2 separate regions of the Homo sapiens genome follow, and region 1 is linked to region 2. Evidence: chromatin loops called from intact Hi-C (ENCODE). Cell type or tissue: HCT116. All regions are shown on one strand. Links, peaks and the distances in the headings refer to the core of each region. The heading gives the core; the rest is flanking DNA. Region 1 has its middle 120 kb from the start of ZNF536-AS1. Region 2 has its middle 120 kb from the start of LINC01782.

Region 1 (8,333 bases), core at 137-8,136, 1.4 Mb after region 2:
TGGAAAATTCCAAGGATGTTGAGTCTGTATCCCCAGAACCAGGGACAGAGGCCAGTTAAATTCTTTATTATGCAATAATATCAAACCCTGAGATTCCCTGGGATGTCACTGCTTCTCGTAGATCTGACTACCCTTTACCCAAATTTCCACCCTACCCCCATTTTCCCAGTCTCTGAAAGTCCAAAACACATTCCATGAACTGTGGGAGCTTCCGGGAACTCACCCTCTCCTCTGACCTGTGCTAGCTTCCTGTTTCTCTTTGAGTCAAACCTGAGTTGAAACATGATTTTATGTATGGTTTCCACCTCCACTCCACTCTTACTAGGCATTTTATTAGTTTAGTCATATTTACTGAAGTCACAGGGTCATGATGAGGGATCATTACAAGCAGCACCTTGTCTTGAACATCCATCCCATTCCATTCACTGCATTTGCTCTTGGGGGCACAGATATTTTCCTTGTACCACTTAGAGCAGCTTAACAGCCATCTCTGATTCTCTGCAGGTCTTTGGGGTTTTGCCCTTGAGGCCACACAACCAATCAATATTTTTCTTCTAATTAATACAGAGCTCTCCCCTTCAGATAGAATGCTTCTGAACCCTCTCACTCCATTTCTTACATGTCTCTCATGACAGCCTTTACACTGCAACTGGCTACATAAACAATCTGCATTTGGGACCTGCCACCCAAGAAGGGGACAAGCGTGTCACAAAAGCAGGTATGTTACTATTCACGTGTTTGGCCACTGCACCTTTTTTGAGCCTGAATGTGAGAGACGATGGGGACCCTGAATGAACCTCAGGCCAGAGACAAGACTTCCTGGACCAGCTCTTAGAACAGTTGGTTTGTGGGCTGCGTGAATGCAGCCCTGTCCGGTGGAGAAGCCCTGAGGATGAGGAGAAACAGCTCAGGATGCCATGTTCAAATCCAGAGAGTTGGTCTGTGAGCCTCACCAGGGCTGGGCAAGTTCCCCAACAGGCTTCTTCAGACCTTTAATGCCACAGCTCTCTGCAAGGCCTGGAAAACACTGATATCTCTTCCTCCCCTCCTGCTTTTCTCCCCCTAGAGGGCCCTCAGCTGGGCACATGGGTCCCCAGGCTCTGCAGGGAGCAAGGCAGGCCAGGACCTCCCCTTCCCGGGCCCAAGCTATTCTCCCCTAGGGCCTCAAACTTGCTTTCCTACTCCCAAGGGATGGCCCATTGCAGGGTGACCTCCAGAGACTCAGCAAACTTACAAGGGGGAAAAACACAGCCTGATACTTTAAGAAATGTACTCCAGAGCCTTTTGACTTTTAATTTTTTATTGCTGTTTCTGTCAATTCAGCAGGTTTCAAAGCTGTGGCTCTAGAACAAGGTGCTGCCAAGGAGTTCATTTATGATATCACCAATGATGATAGACTCCATCGTTTAAGCCTCTGCTTAGCTGCTGGGGATGAAGCTCTGTACCAGGCCTTTTACTTCCGCATATTATTTCATCTTTGCAATAGGTCTCCAAGGTCAGGGGCAAGGGGGAAGAAAGGTAAACCTATTTACAGTGGAGAAACTGAGGTTCAGAGAGGACCAGCACTTCTCCAGAGACCCATAGTCTCTTAGCTGCAAATGTCTGGTGCTTTCATTTAACTACTGGAGATTCAATGGGTTGGAGGAGTCTGTAGGGGGTTTCCGGTAGACCCTCCCTCAGCCAGGCAAGGAAAGCATCCTGTACTTGTGTCTCATGAAGGCGATTTTCTTCATCCAGTAGTGTAGCAGCTAAGCCTAGTGGATCAGTGGCTTTGCAACTCTCCACTATCAAAGGGTCAAATTTATCCCAGGATAGCTTCTCATCTCCAGGGGTGTCCAGACCCAGCTTTGTCCACAAAAGCTCACAGAATCTCCCTTGTGGCAGAAGGATGCCAGTGTAGACAGTGTGAGGATAAAGTGGAGGTCTGCATTTCCCAGCTGCTGGTTTTATTGAATTAGGTCATGACTGGTTCTAGTAGGACGGCTTTGGGGCAGAGGGATATTTTCATATTTTTCATTTCATTTCCTTCATTCCTTCCTTCCTTCCTTTTTTTTTTTCTTTTCAGACAGAGTCTTGCTCTGTCACCCAGGCTGGAGTGCAGTGGCACAATCTCGGCTCACTGCAACCTCTGCCTCCTGGGTTCAAGTGATTATCATGCCTCAGCTTCCCAGGCTGGGAGTACAGGGATGTCCCAACACACCCAACTAATTTTTGTATTTCTAATAGACAATGGGTTTCACCATTTTGGCCAGGCTGGTCTCAAACTCTTGACGTCAAATGATCCGCCCACCTCGGCCTCCCAAAGTGCTGGGATTATAACAGTGAGTCACCGCCCACCCTCATATTTTTTCAGTTTGAGGTCTTAAGCGAACAGAAGAGAAGCACATCCCTGCAAACCATTCAGCACCATTCTGTGGGGCACCTGAAATAAAGGACCAAGGGACAGAAGCCCAAGGCCCATGGTAGGAAATCTGAGACTGCCCCCATGGAAGAGAGGGCTTTAGCGGACCCCAGTGGATCCAGAGGCCAGTCTAGCTAACCTCACATGGTCAGCGAACCCTTGAGACCCCTGTTCCCCTTCCCACCCCCCTCCTTGGCCCCCATCAGTACACTTTGTACTTGGGTGCTTCACGGGGAGCTCCTGCTTTCTACAAAGCACATCAACGGCCTGGGAAAGAGCCTTTGTTCCACCTCAGCCCCAAAGGAAAATCGTGTTGCAAGGGGTTTCCCTGTATATGATAATGGTTAACACAAACAGAAATGATCTCAGCCATCATGGAGTCTACAGTCTAGTAGAAAAAGATAAACACCTACCCATTCACGCCCACACACACACACACACCACTTAAATAAGCTAAGTTACACTTGTGATGTGTGCTATGAAGGAAATAACTGGTGTTGCCAGGCCAAGAGGGAGAGGGTATGAAATGAGTTTGTAGACACAGGCAGGGGCCAGGTCCTTGGGAACTTTGTAGAATGCAGTGAGAAGCTTGGATGTCACCTGATGTGTATGTAGCAGGAAGGTGCTGATGGATTTTAAATAGGAGATAACATGATTCAATTGATGGTTTCAGAAAAGCATTCTGGCTGCTGAATGGAAAATGGATTGAATCACCCTGGTATGGAGGTGAACACCTGCTATAGTGATGGGGCAAAGTGTAATAGAGTCTGAGGAAGGATGGGAGCAGCTAAGATGGGGAGAAATAGAGAGGTTCAAGACGAGTTTTTAAAACAGAAGAGGGAAGACTTGCTGAGGAGTTGGATGTGGGAGTAAGAGAAAGGAAAAACTCAAGGATATCTGGCTTAACCAATGTGGTGGATGATGGTGATGTCTACTGAGATGAAAAGCTATAGGGAAATATGTTAATTTGTATTGTTGCAAAGCAATTTATCACAAATCTCATGACTTAAAGCAACACAGATGTATGAGCTCACGGTTTCTATCGGTCAGTCTCTGGGCACAGGGTCTCATGGAGCTTCCATCAGGGTGTCAGCCAAGCTGTGGTTGTCATCTGGAGAGTTCTCTTTGAAGCTCACTATTGTTGTCAGAGTTCGGCTTCTCGTGGTTGTAGGACAGAAGTCTCAATCTGATTACCGCTCCAGGCCACAGATCATGCTCAGCTCCTAGAGGCCACTCCTGGAGCCTCATCAACAGCACTAAAAACCTCCTTTGAGTTGAGTTTTTCTGAACTCTTCTGCCACCAACTGGAGAAATCTCTCTACTTTTACAGTTCTCACTGGATTAAGTTAGTCCCACCTGAATAATCTCCCTTTATTAAACTCAACTGTGCTGTATAGCATAACCTAATCATCAAAAGAAGATCCATGGCACTCAGAGACCCAGGGATCATACAGGGCATGTGCACGAGAGGAGTGAGAAACTTTGGGGATGTCTTAGAATTCTACCAGTCACATGGGGGTGGTTGGGGCTGGATTATGAGTTATGAGTTCAGTTTCGGATGTGGTAATCTTGATAGGATTGCCACACAGCCAGAGTGAAATAAGAAAAGTCAAGGTTGGATACACAAGCCAGGTCTGGACTAAAACTATACATTTGGGAGCAGTCATTATGTTAAAACTGGGATAATGGGTGGGCTTACCTGAGAGAGAGTGTGGGTAGGACTGAGTTTTTAGGAACTCAACATTTGGAGGTTGAGTGGAAGAGGGGGATTGAACCAACATGGAGCCAGGGAGGGAACGTGCGTGTGCATAAGGTGGGAGTAGGATTTCCATCTAAGGAAACACACAAAAAACATCTATTGGATTGGTGGACGTCATGGAGGTTACTGGGGACATTCACCAAATGAATATTTGACAGTGTGGCGAGATGCAAACTGGATTAGGGTGGGGTGGAGAGTGAAGGTGTTCGTAGGTAGATGGGCATGGTCCAAGGGGGTAGAATATCCACCCTGCAAGGTGCCAGAGGGGACCCCGAATGAGGCCATGGCCTTGAGAACAAGAGAGAGATGGGATTGAGGATGCATGGGGAGGGATTGGCCTTAGACATGAAGAGGGACGCTTCCTCTCTCAGAGTCCCATCAGTGCGGAGGCCAAGCTGGGGCGCCATCTGGTGGTAGGGGAAGAAAATGAGACTCCTTACAAGGCCTCTGCTTTTCTTGGTGGTACTTGAGGCCAGCTTTCATTGGTTGTGCAGGGAGGGTTGGGAGCAGGCCGGAGGTTAGGTGAGAGGGCTTCAGGTGGAATTGTTGAGAGTAGGAACAACTTTTCCGGTAGAAACTGGACTGCAGGCATGCGTGAGTTTGGAGCTGAGAACCCATTCGAGGAAGCCTTCTTAACCAGTCTTCTGACCACAGGCAGGGTCACATGGATCCTGGAGGCCTCCTTTACCCACCAGCTCTACTCTCCACGGCAGAGCTTTACATGCCCCAGTGTGCATACATTCTTCCTTCTCACTTCCGCATATGGATGGAAGCTCCTGGAGTAAGGAATTGTGTATCTTCTACCCAGGATGGACTGCTGCATCCGACCACAACAGTTGCTAATTAAATGTTTCCTTAACTGAATTAATGAAGACCCAAGGGGAGAACAGATGCTGATGGTGGTGGATGCGTCCAGAACCCGCTGGTAACAAGCATGGCCCCATCGTGGCTTTCCTTTGGCCAGCCAGGGCAGGACAGAGATCCCTGGCGCCTTCAAAGGAAGACTGCCTCTATTAGTGGGATGCTGGGGTGTAATCCTAATTTTCAGATCCACACATTTTGTGTGTGGATTCATGGTTTTGTACTGAAGCCCAAATGAGCAGAAATACCCAGGGGGAATATCTAAAATATAAGCTTGTTATTAAGAGTAAATAAACCCACACAAACCCCGCACCAACCGGCTGTCTCTCCAAGTCAGTGGGAAGCAGGATGGCTTAGGAAGGAGCCACAGCTGAGCCTTCTCCGTGAGCTGGGCCATGCAGCACTGCCAGTTCCCAAGGCTGGTGAGCCGTCCATGCGTCCCGCCACCTGATGGCCATTCACGCAGAATCCCAGTGCCCCATCCTGCTGCTCTGTGACCATCTAGACATAGTTTCCAGCAACACCAGCTTGTTTCCTTAGCACAGGCTCCTTCGGACCCCCCTAGTCCCCAGCAGAGCTGCCCCATCCAGCTCTAAGTGAAGGGGTCCCTTTATCTCGGGCAGAGGAGACAGAAAGAGAAGGAGACCTGAGGAGGTGTATGGAGGAGACACAGAGAGACAGACAGAGCAGGACAGCAAACAGCTGAGCAATATGAGAAAGCTTAGAGCTGGGCAAGAAAGACCTGAGTTCTCCTGCTGGATCCACACTTTCTATGCATCGTGAGCAAGCCCCTAAGTCCCTTCCTCCCTCTGAACTTCAGCTACCCCAACCAGATGAAGATTTTAAGGCTCCTCACAGCTCTAACAGCTATCACACGGGGGAGAGGCAGGCCATAGATTAAGAGCAAAGAGGCAGAGAGAGAGACAAAGGTCAATAAAGATGGCAATTCATGCTGTAAATGCCCATGCCCTGTAATGCTGACTAAGGCACATGGTCTCTTACTCTGACCAGAGCAACTCCAGTACCAAAGAAGAAGATACCCCCATTCTGTCTGGTTCAAACAATAAGAACTTTTATATCCCATAAAATAAGAAGTCCAGAAACAGCCAGGACTCTGGAGTTTGATGATTTTGTCACTCAGGGAGTCCTCATTGCCCAGGGACCTTTCATCGCACCGTTCTGTCCTCCCAGCACACCCAGATTTTGGTGTCAAGATCACTTTCCTCGAGTCTCAAGATGGCTGGCTCTCAATGTACAAAAGTCACATGTAGAAATAATAAGGTCCAGAAGAAGAAAGGGTTTGCCTCTCTCTTATATCTCCTTTTAGGAGCAAGGGAACCTTTTGTAGAAGCCCCTTATCTTCTGCCCCACTCCTGGCTGACTTAAGTCTCACTGGCCATAAGGAAGACCTATTTCTCTTTCTATGCCAATGAATGTCTTGGGAGCTGAGGTTAATTTTCACAATTGGTTTACTTTTATCAAATCAGAGAGGATGGATGGTGAGGAGTTCATCATCAAGACTCCTACAAGACTACATTCACAGTAGAGCACTTTTGGACCAAGAAGGGTGGCTTGGTGAGATCTGGGGTGACATCTGAGCAGGTAATAGCCTTTGCTGGTAAGGTGATGCTTTGCAACCAATGCAGCTTCTGAAAGTCTTCTTTGGCTGTGGGCTTTCTGGATGACCCTGAGAACTCCTGTCTTCTTTCCAGACCTGTTTCCCCTCTAAGCAAGAAGGCATAGGCAAGGGTATCTCTAAGGCTGATAACATCAGACATGAAGTAAGTTTGTGGCTGAAGTATGCATCCTCATTTATGATCATCAGAACAGTCCGGAAAAAAAAAAAAAAGAAAAGAAGAGAAACTTCATGTAGACTTGAAGGACTTAAGGAAGAACACAGGAGATGCAAGAAGGAAAATTACCCACGCCTCACTTCATTTTTCTTCATTAGGGTTACTTACACACAAGAATGACCAGGAAAAGGCAGGCCAGTGTCAATGGTGGGTATGGGGCCCTGAATCCATCTAGAGCCTTGGCCATAAGTGGTGGGAGAGGCAGGCGAGACTAACATAGGTAAAGAAAGGGAATGCGTTGGTTCATATGACCACAGGGTATGACAGTCAAGGGAGCATGGTTCCCCCAAGGGAAATTCAGGATTCTGTGACCTAAAGAAAGACAATATGTGTGGGATGGGAGGAAAACAGTCCATGGACATTCATGTAATGGGACTTTAATTGTTCCAAACATTTAATATCCCCCAGGCCGTGGTATGCTTAGGCACAATTTTGCACCAGTTTTCCAGCTTCTCAAGGGGAGAAACATGCTTGAGACTGAACTCTCTTAAGAGGGACATGGGGAGGCCACTTGGACAATCATGGGAGTGAATTCTGAGGTCAGCCCTCCTATTGAACACCCATGAGAGGCCAGCAGCCCTCCTGTTTTCTGTGGTTCTCCCATGAGAATTCTCAGAGAGGAGATTTAGACCCAATAACAGATGAAAGCCACCCTAGTAGTATGGCAAGTTGAAGATGAACATGTGCAAACATAAGTTCATGGCAGGGTTCTGTCTGCCCCACCCCAACCCCCACCCCAAGGAGTGAGGCCAGGCCCCCCCCCCAACCCCACCCAGGGCACCTCCTGCACCTTGAGGGGGAATGAGACCCATGCACATGGAGCGAGGGGTGGCTGGCATGAGGCCACCCAGAGGGGCGAGCCTCTTTCCTCAGGCTCCTGACTAAGCCTTGCTTTGGCCACAGCTGGACTCCTGGGACCAGGACGAAGTCTGGCAAAGTGGCAATGCGCGCGGGGGCTGGGTGTGGACGGGAAGGACACAGAACGCTTTGTAAGCACATCTGGGCCGCTCTGCAGGAAGAAGCTGCTGACAGACTGTTTGCCAATAAAGAAAGTTGCACAGCCTAATAAGAATCAGATGGCTCCTCCAGCCCATCTCCATCCTGGCTGTGCTTTGCAGGATGTACCTAGGCGGGGCCAGGCAGCTCTTCCCCTGGGAGACCCAATACAGTGGAGTCTTGTGGCTCCTTCCATCAGCTGAGAGCCAGGAAGTCTCTGTCCCTTCTGTGCTCTGGTCCAAGTCATTCAGAAGCACTACCTCCAAAGCTCTGGCCCATCCAACTGCCTTCTATTGGGCCATTGTTTGATTAGTGTATGGCTGTACAGGGCTGGAGTCTCCCATGCCCAGAACCAGCCTGCCCATTATCTCACATGGTCATCTTTCCAAGGTGACTTCTGGAAGCGGGTTTTGTCTTTTCAACAAAATCAGATTTCAAGTCTGCTGGAGGCAGGGTCCCATCC
Region 2 (8,333 bases), core at 136-8,135:
CCAGATGGCACAGGACCTGCCTCGGACTGTGTCCTCAGGGCCCAGCCCACAGTTCCTCCATCCTCCACCACCCCAAGGGCTTTTTCTGGCTACAAAGAAGCAACTTCCCCAAGGGAGGGACTGGGCAAGGGCAGACACAGATCTCTTGAGAAACTGGGGACCAAGTGCATGGTAAAATGGGATTATGGGCTGGGTAGCGTGGCTCACGCCTGTAATCCCGGCACTTTGGGAGGCCAAGATGGAAGGATCACTTGAGTGTTTGAGACCAGCCTAGGCAACGTAATGAGACCCCCTTCTCTACAAAAAATAAAAATAAAAAAAATGTAGCTAGGTGTGGTGGCATGCACCTGTGATCCCAGGTACTTGGGAGGCTAAGGCAGGAGGATGGCTTGAGCCCAGAAGGTCGAGGCTGTAGTGAGCTGTGATCAATCACATCACTGCACTCCAGCCTGGGCAACAGACAAAGACCCTGTCTCATTAAAGAAAAAAATAGTTAATACTGGAAGAAATGGGACTATGGAAACAGGAGAGGCAAAGATGAGTGTAATTTCTGGGACATAAGATGTGCAGGCCTGTAATAGGCACCTCAATTTTATAAGAATTATCTTAAGAAAATAGTTTGATTAATTTTTATCATGCAAGAGATGATAATGACTTTAAAATGATTGAGGAGGAAAGACATCATTTTCCTCCCATATAAATATAGTGGGATGACATTAGAACCCAGGAGGAAATAAATCCTGGAAATCTATTAGTTAATCTCCAAACCCTGAAAAAAATGTGTAAGACCACATAGATTTTGTGCTTCCTTCCATGACATGGTGCATTGGATGCAGGAAAACTTTGCATGTGCATTTTTGGGAGAAGTGTGATTTCTATGCTGACACCTGTGAAGGTGGACATGAAAGCTCCTGAAAGTGTAGATGACGATCATGATTCAACAGAACGCTCTTCTTTCTTTGTTTAGCCACTGACTGTCCAGCGTTTTGGTTGGACTCAAGGCCAATGCACAAGATGATTTCTGGGCTGGGGAGAATGGGGGGTGGTGTATCCTGAGGGCAATCCCCTTAGCCTGATTCTCTATTTTCAGGGACATCCAGATCTCCTGAGGGATGAGCTACCAGAGCATTCCAGCTGACAAGGGGCTCAGAAAAGAAACACATCAAGATTCCACCCCCACGACGGTTGCTTACTCAGTTAGCAAGTGTGAACCGCCAGTGCCGCCAGGTTCCCCGCACCAGGCCACTCCAGGCCAGGCACAGCTCGTGCAGTGACCTCCTGAATCGGCCTCCCTGCTGCAGTTCTGGCACACTGGGTTCCATTCTCAACCGGGAGCTGGCGATATCCTGGGAAAATGAAATCAGGTCTCGTCGCTCTCACGCACAAAGTCTCCAACGGCTCCCATCATACACAAAAGAAAATCCACACTCCCTCCTGTGCCCCAGAAGGTTCTCTGGGCTCTTGCCACCTGTCCCCTCCCCTACGCCTCTCCTTCGCCTTCTCCTTTTCAGCCACACGGGGCTCCGCGCAACTGTTCCGCAGGCACACCAAGCCCCTCCCCTCCTCGGGCCTTCGCCTCGGCTGTTCCCTCTGCGGGGAAATGCTTGTCCCAGATTCACAGGTGACTCGCTGCTCACCACACTCAGGTCTCCTCACCGTCACCTCCTCTGAGTGGCCCTCCCGGAACCCCTCCCTAGCATAGCTCCTTCCCCAGCCGGTCGGTGACCCTCGCCCTGCTTCCCTCCACAGCAGGCCATGGAACATCCCCACGGGGCTGCTTTCTTGGTTTGTTCCTTTTCAGTTTTCCTAACCGTGGAGCTTATCGACTGCTCTACAAGGGCAGGGCTTTGTCTTGTTTACAGCTGTTGCCAGGCTTGAACGTGCTTTGCTCTGAATGTGTGTTTTGAGAGTATTGGATTTAAAAAATGAGCAAATGAATGAGCATTGTCTTTTTTTTTCTTTACTTTTTTTTTGGTAGAATGGAGGCTGGTCTCGAACTCCTGGCCTCATGTGATCCTCCCGCTTTGGCCTCCCACAGTGCTGGGATTACAGGCATGAGCCCCCTTTGCCTGGCCTGAACAAACACTCTCAAGTAATGCTGGTGGGAACGTAAAATACAATATTTCTAGAAAACCACTAAAACTATTTTTCTTCTAAACAATTGATAAAAAATTGTTAAATATATAAAGAAAAAAGAATATTAAAGCAGCCAAAAGAATATTAAAAATTACTTGTAGTCCACCTGCCATTATTATTATTTAAAGGAATACCTTATAGGTTTTTTTTTCCTATGTGTGTAGAAAGCATGGTTACAATGTAACTTGCTTTTTGCTATAAAGCAGTATTTTATGAGACCTTCTTGAATATTAAATGTTAAGACATCCTTAAATGTTAATTTCTACAACATTACTATTGAGGACTTGATTGTATTATCTTATGATATTATATAATCTATGTAAAATCTGGTTGCCTATTGTTGGACATTTGGTTTGTTTCTGATAGCAATGAACAATCTTACAGGTGAATCTTTGTACATACCCATGATAGATTCCTTTGGAAGTAGAATCTTTGGGTCACGTGTTGTAAGAATTTTGATCATATTGTGAAATTACCCTTTATAAAGTTTACCAGTTACCTGATTTACCCTATCACCTGTGGTGTTGAAAGGATTCGTTTATCCATCCTTGACAATACAATCATTGTTTTTGTGTTTATCAATATAGGGACAAAATTTTCTCATTTTTGTTTTAATTTGCATGTCTTTTGATTATTAATAAGACTAAACATCTTTTATATGTCTATCATTTGTATTTCTTTTGGTGAATTGCTATTCATGTCCCCAATTCTATTGAAGTATTTGTCTGTTCTTCATTTGTGAGAAAGCTCTACACACCTGGGGCATTAACCTTCTTTCTGTTATGTATATTGAAAGTGTTTTTTTCTCCTAGTGTTGGTTTACCTTTCAATTTCAAAATTATATTTTTCACATGTGGGTATTTTAAATTTGTGCACCTCAAATCTGGGCATTTTAAAGTTTTTAGCTTCTGCCTTTGCAATTGGACTTAGAACTTCTCTATTACCATATATGTAAATATCACTTTTATAGTTTCACTTAAAAATTTAAATCTTTAATCCTTATAGCATTCATTTGAATATGTGGTATGAGGTAGGACACTAACTTTTCTTGTTTTCTGAATGAGTGGCAGATTGTACCTATAACTTCATCAATCAGCCATCCTTTTCCCACTGATATAAAATGGCTTTATGTTAAAATGTAAGTTATTGCCTATTTGCTCCCTTTTGTGCTCTCTATTTTGTGCTTCACTGTTTAAATTATTGTAGCTTTCTGTGATATATGTTAATATCTTTGTTGAGGAAGTCTCCTCTCTTTTTTCACAAACATGTTTTTTGGAGATTTTTCCTTATTTACTCTTTCACATGGAATTTGGAATCAATGTGACAAAATATCAAAAAAGCTTTGATGGAATTTTTATTGGCCTTGCATTCAAGTGAAAGATGAGATGAGTGGGGACTGATATGTTGGTGATACAGTTTTTCTGACCACTCATTTGAGCACTATTTTATATTCACTCATCATTTTAAATAATATTCTCCACATAGGTATTATACATCTAGAAAATAGTAATGCTACTAAGAGCTTTAAAAATGTTAATTCTCAGCTGGGCGCAGTGGCTCACACCTGTAATCCGAGCACTTTGGGAGACTGAGATGGGCAGATCACCTGAGGTCAGGAGTTCGAGACCAACCTGGCTAACACAGTGAAACCCCGTCTCTACTAACAATACAAAAATTAGTCGGGTGTGGTGGTGCGTGCCTGTAGTCCCAGCTACTGAGGGGGCTGAGGCAGGGGAATTGCTTGAGCCAGGGAGGCGAATGTTGCAGTGAGCCGAGATTGCTCCACTGCACTCCAGCCTGGGGCATGGAGCCAGAATCCATTAAAAAAAAAGTTAATTTCTTTTCATTTAATAATTCTGCCTTTATTGATGGATCTTAACAATATAAACAAAAGTTTCTGAATAGAGGTTTCAGTTATAGCATTATGCACAAGGATGAAAACATTAGAAACTCTTTAAATGAGCAATTGGGAGATGGTTCAGTAACTTTTGGTGCAGTCCCAAGTTGAAATATTACACAGCCCCTAAAAAGATATCTGTGAGGCTATCTTGTGTGACAATAACTTTCGTTTAAGTGATACCTAGGAAATCAAGGTTTAATATTGTAGGAAAAGCTTTGTATTTCATAGGTACACAGAAGACATCGTAGAATGCACATAAAGACTGGAGATAATTGTACGAAAACGTTAATAAGAGCGGTTATCTCTGGAAGAGAGGTTATGATGAACAAAAATGATTATTTTAAATATGGGAGCTCTCTGTCCTTTCGAATGTCCCTGTAATTTGCACGCACATTGAGCGAAGGGCGCAAAGCGAACATTGGCGGGCAGCGAGCGGGCGGGAGAGCCGGGCGGTGGGGCCGGTGCAGTCCCGCGCGCGGCCGGAGGGTGGCAGTGTCCGCTCGCAGACCCGTGGCGAGCGGCCTGCTGACCTCTGTCGGCCTCGGCCGCCTCCGGTTTATCACCGATCGCAAGAGCGGAATGAACATATTTACTTGTGTTTTGCTTTCCACTTATAATATCTAGTGGCATGGGAGGGAAATGAAAACAATTGTTCATAGGGGAAATTTATGAGCTTCATCTGGCTGCGTGATTTCCGCAGTTGCCCCGCCGCCGCCCGGGGACTCGGTTGCCTTCTGCATCCTCGGGCGAGCAGGAATGCGCTTTTCCAGCTGCCAGGGCGGCCCGGCGGGGCCCTCGGAGCGGGTTTTGGTGGCAGCTGCCTCGCAGAAGCAGAACTTGGCAGGCTCCCTTTCCTTCCCCTTGAGTTTGAGAAGGGCCCCAGGTTCCCTGTTTTCGGGGTGTCAGGGTGCTCCTGGGTTCATGCTGCGCTCCCCGGGGGTCCGGATGAGCCAGCGTTTCTTGACAATCCAGGGATGTCCCTAAAACGCGGTCCCCTTGTTGGACTAGGGTGGGGCAGGGCTCTGCGGACCTTCAGACCCTCGGGAAGGCCTCTCCCGGGTCATGGTAGCGGGTGGAGGGTGGGGGCAAGTCCCTTCCCCTGCGATGCCAGCTGCATCCTGGGACCTGGGGTCTCATTTCCAGAACAGGGGCGGGGACCCCACGAAAGGGACGCCTGAGGGCTGAGGGTTTTGCTGGAGCTGCCTGTCTTTAGAAAAGGGCAGGAGATGGGGGAGCTTCTATCCCTTTCCAACCCGGCTGAAAGCAGGGCCCCTGGCTTAGCGCGATTGGACCGCAGGTGCTTGCTGGGATGGAGGAGACGAGGGGGAGACCTGTGGTGTCTTCAGACGCCTGGGGCCTCAGGCTCACAGCACTTGCTCCTGGGAACCTACCCTGCCTGAAGCTCAGCCCTAGGCAGGAACTTTCTTCTGGAACTGAACCGTTATGTCACCCTGATGAACGGCTCCCTCCCAGGCTGTGGACTGTGCCGTGCCCAGCCTAGGCAGAGAGCAGGCTGGGGGCTTACCCTCCCGGTGTGAGCTGTGCCTAAAGAGGGGAAGCCAGGCCCACTCTAGCAGGTGCCAGGAGCGTAGAAGAAGCGAGATATTAAAACCACAAACCGCAGCGACTGCCAGGAACACACTGCAAGTGGGCTTTGATATGGAGACTCATGTCATTGGATGCACGTCAGGGCATGTATGTGTGTGTTTTTGTGGGGTGCTGATCATCTTTATATTAGGAAGAGCTGTTCATGGTTATAATGGATCTAGGATTCTCCCTTCTTTCTTTCTTTTTCCTTCCTTCCTTCCATCCTCTCTTTCTTCCTCTCCCTTTTTTTCTCCTTCCTTCCCGCTTCCCTCCCTCCTTCCCTCTATCCTTCCTTCTACCCTCCTTTAATCCCTTCCTCCTTCCTTCTTTCCTTTTTCTCTCTTTTTTCTTCCCTTCTTCCTTCCCTCTCTCCTCCCTTGCTCTTCTTTCTGTTTTCCTCCATCCTTCCTCCCTCCCTCCTTCCTTGCTTTCTTTCTCTCTTCTCTCCCTTCCTCCCCCTCTTTTCTCTCTTTCTCACTTTCTTTCTCTTTTTTTCATTCATTCTTCCTCTCTCTTTCCCTCCCTTTCTCCTCCTCTTTTCTCTTTCTTTCTCTTTTTTTAAAATTCATTCTTCCTCTGTCTTTCTCCTCCTCCTTCCCTTCTTCTTTATTTCCTTCTCTTTTTCCTTCCCTCCCTTCTTCCTTCCCACCCTCCCTCCCTTCCTTTCCCAGCTTGGGGGAGGTTTCCTTGAAGTGGGTCTTTGTGCCCGTGGGATTCTAGGAAGCCAAAGTGCACAGGGTCCTTGCTCCCTGGCCTCACAGCCACCTCTTAGCCAGGACTGCTCTAGCTCTCTGCCTGCAGGGATGTGCCAGGATGCTGCTGCTGCCGGGAGCAGTGTCAGGGTCACTTTGGAGGAAGTGACCCCCTGGCCCTACCTGTTCCAGGCAGACAGGTGAGCCTTTGGTGCCAATCAGCCGGCTTGGTGGGACTAAATTGCCCTGGGGCCACCTCAGCCTTTCCCAGGGACCGAGGTTCACTTCGTCTAGGACTGGTTTCCTCTAAGTGATGTTTACTCTGGCAGAAACATGAGAAGGGGAAACTGGTTCACTCTCTGTCTTGGAGAGACTATTTAAAGAACCTGTGCAATTGCTGGTGAGGACCTGGGCTTTGCATGTGCCAGAGCTGGTAGGTTGGTTCTTTGGGGTCTCTGGCCCACGGGACCCTTCCTAGGCTCATTACAATCCACCATGTTTCCCCAGCAGCCTTACAATCGAATTACTCAAAATTGCACTGCTTTATTGCATACAGCTCAACTCCAAGACAAGCAAAGGCCCAGATAATGAACAATTATTTATGACAAATTATTACCTTTACATATAAGATTAACAATTTCTATTAAGCTCAGTATAGGTGACAACCTCTCTTAGAAAAATGTGTGTGCAGTTCAGCAAGTGCCAGCTTGAAGGTGAGGTATGGAGGGTGCTGCGTTTGTGGGTGCACCTGCTGGCTGTTCCGGAGGGTGTATTCCAGGCCAAGGGGAGCCCTTGGCTGATGGGCATGAGCTGTCAGGCCACTCTTTCTCCCAAAGGCAGCCATGTTCCCGTCTCAGCTTGGAGGCTGGCAGTTTTGATGGGGCTTCCAGCTTTCTTCATCTCCTTTTGAATGTATAATAATGAAAGCACTAAAGAATGTGAAATGTTTCTTTAATTGCATTTAAGGTTAAAAAATTCTGTTTTGTTTGAAACTGAACTTAACTTTTAAAATTATTTATGGACTCAATAACGTATGTTTGGGTTATTGAACCCTGTCTCCATGCTTGCTTTTGTGACTAGAATCCTCTCCCAGCTAATTATAACATACAGTATTTTCCCAGCAGTCTTACAATCAAATTATTCAAAATTGCATTTCTTTATTGCATATTGCTAGAACCCAAGACAAGCAAACATCAAGATAATAAACAATTATTTATTGCAAATTATTACCTAATATATAAGATTAACAGTTTGTAACTATTAAGATTAATACATGTGGTAAACTGTATTTATTATACTTATTTCGTAGCAAATATCTTTGTATAAAACATATGTTTATGTATTGCAATTAATGAGAAAAAGTGTAAGATTAACAATTTATGTTGGGTTTTGTTTTTAGATTTATGCACACTGTAAAACTTATTTATTGCACTTATTAAAAGTATTTAATGATGGACTTTTAGATGCTATATTTTTAATGTGCAAATATAAACTAAAGGAGTATTAAATTACAAAATAGAAAATTATAACTGAAGTCAAAGAATGTAACTATTTTCTGCTATAAATCTGCTTTAAAAAGATCATCACTGGAATTACCGAATCTTTAAATAGTGGCCTTATAGTGCATAATGAGTTTCAATGAGTTATCCTTTGAAAGGCTTTTTTCATCATTAAAGCTAAACTCAACATCTTGCTCTTAAAGATAAATGTAGCTAACAGCATAAACACTGGAATCATTCCATTTTATGACGAGAAGTTGAAGTAACATTGGAGAGAAGAGAAACCCGGCCCGATCGTGTTCCGTGAAGGTGAAGAAACAGGACTGGCTGGAAGACAGAGAGAGGCCGGGAACCAGTGGCAATTTAGCTGAGATGCGAGCTGCAGGCTGGGGCCTGAAGGGGGAAAGTCTGTATCTTTGCCGCCCTGGCTTGCCTTCTGCCATGGGGACAGCCACAGGTGTAACCACAGTTTCTTAGCCATAGAATTACAAAATTAGAAAATGTAATATACAAAGGTGG

The links. Hi-C counts contacts between places; a loop is a spot of excess contacts. Peaks named below come from ENCODE experiments on the same cell type or tissue, not always from the same donor. Only the 100,000 strongest peaks of a DNase experiment are listed, where the experiment ranks them.
Region 1: it touches region 2 in a loop (5-fold over the local background); 42 of 110 quality-filtered maps call a loop at or near these places.

The regions. Positions count from the first base shown.
Region 1 is chr19:30,781,273-30,789,605 of GRCh38, reverse strand. No RefSeq gene overlaps it. Among named protein-coding and RNA genes, the nearest start is that of ZNF536-AS1, 120 kb to the right of the region's middle. In HCT116, for the core only: a CTCF peak has its summit at 4,558 (motif pointing left); no DNase peak of the experiment used is centred there.
Region 2 is chr19:32,220,985-32,229,317 of GRCh38, reverse strand. No RefSeq gene overlaps it. Among named protein-coding and RNA genes, the nearest start is that of LINC01782, 120 kb to the right of the region's middle. RefSeq lists a silencer at 4,425-4,484. In HCT116, for the core only: a CTCF peak has its summit at 4,504 (motif pointing right); a DNase peak (open chromatin) is centred at 4,529; H3K27me3 peaks cover 472 bases.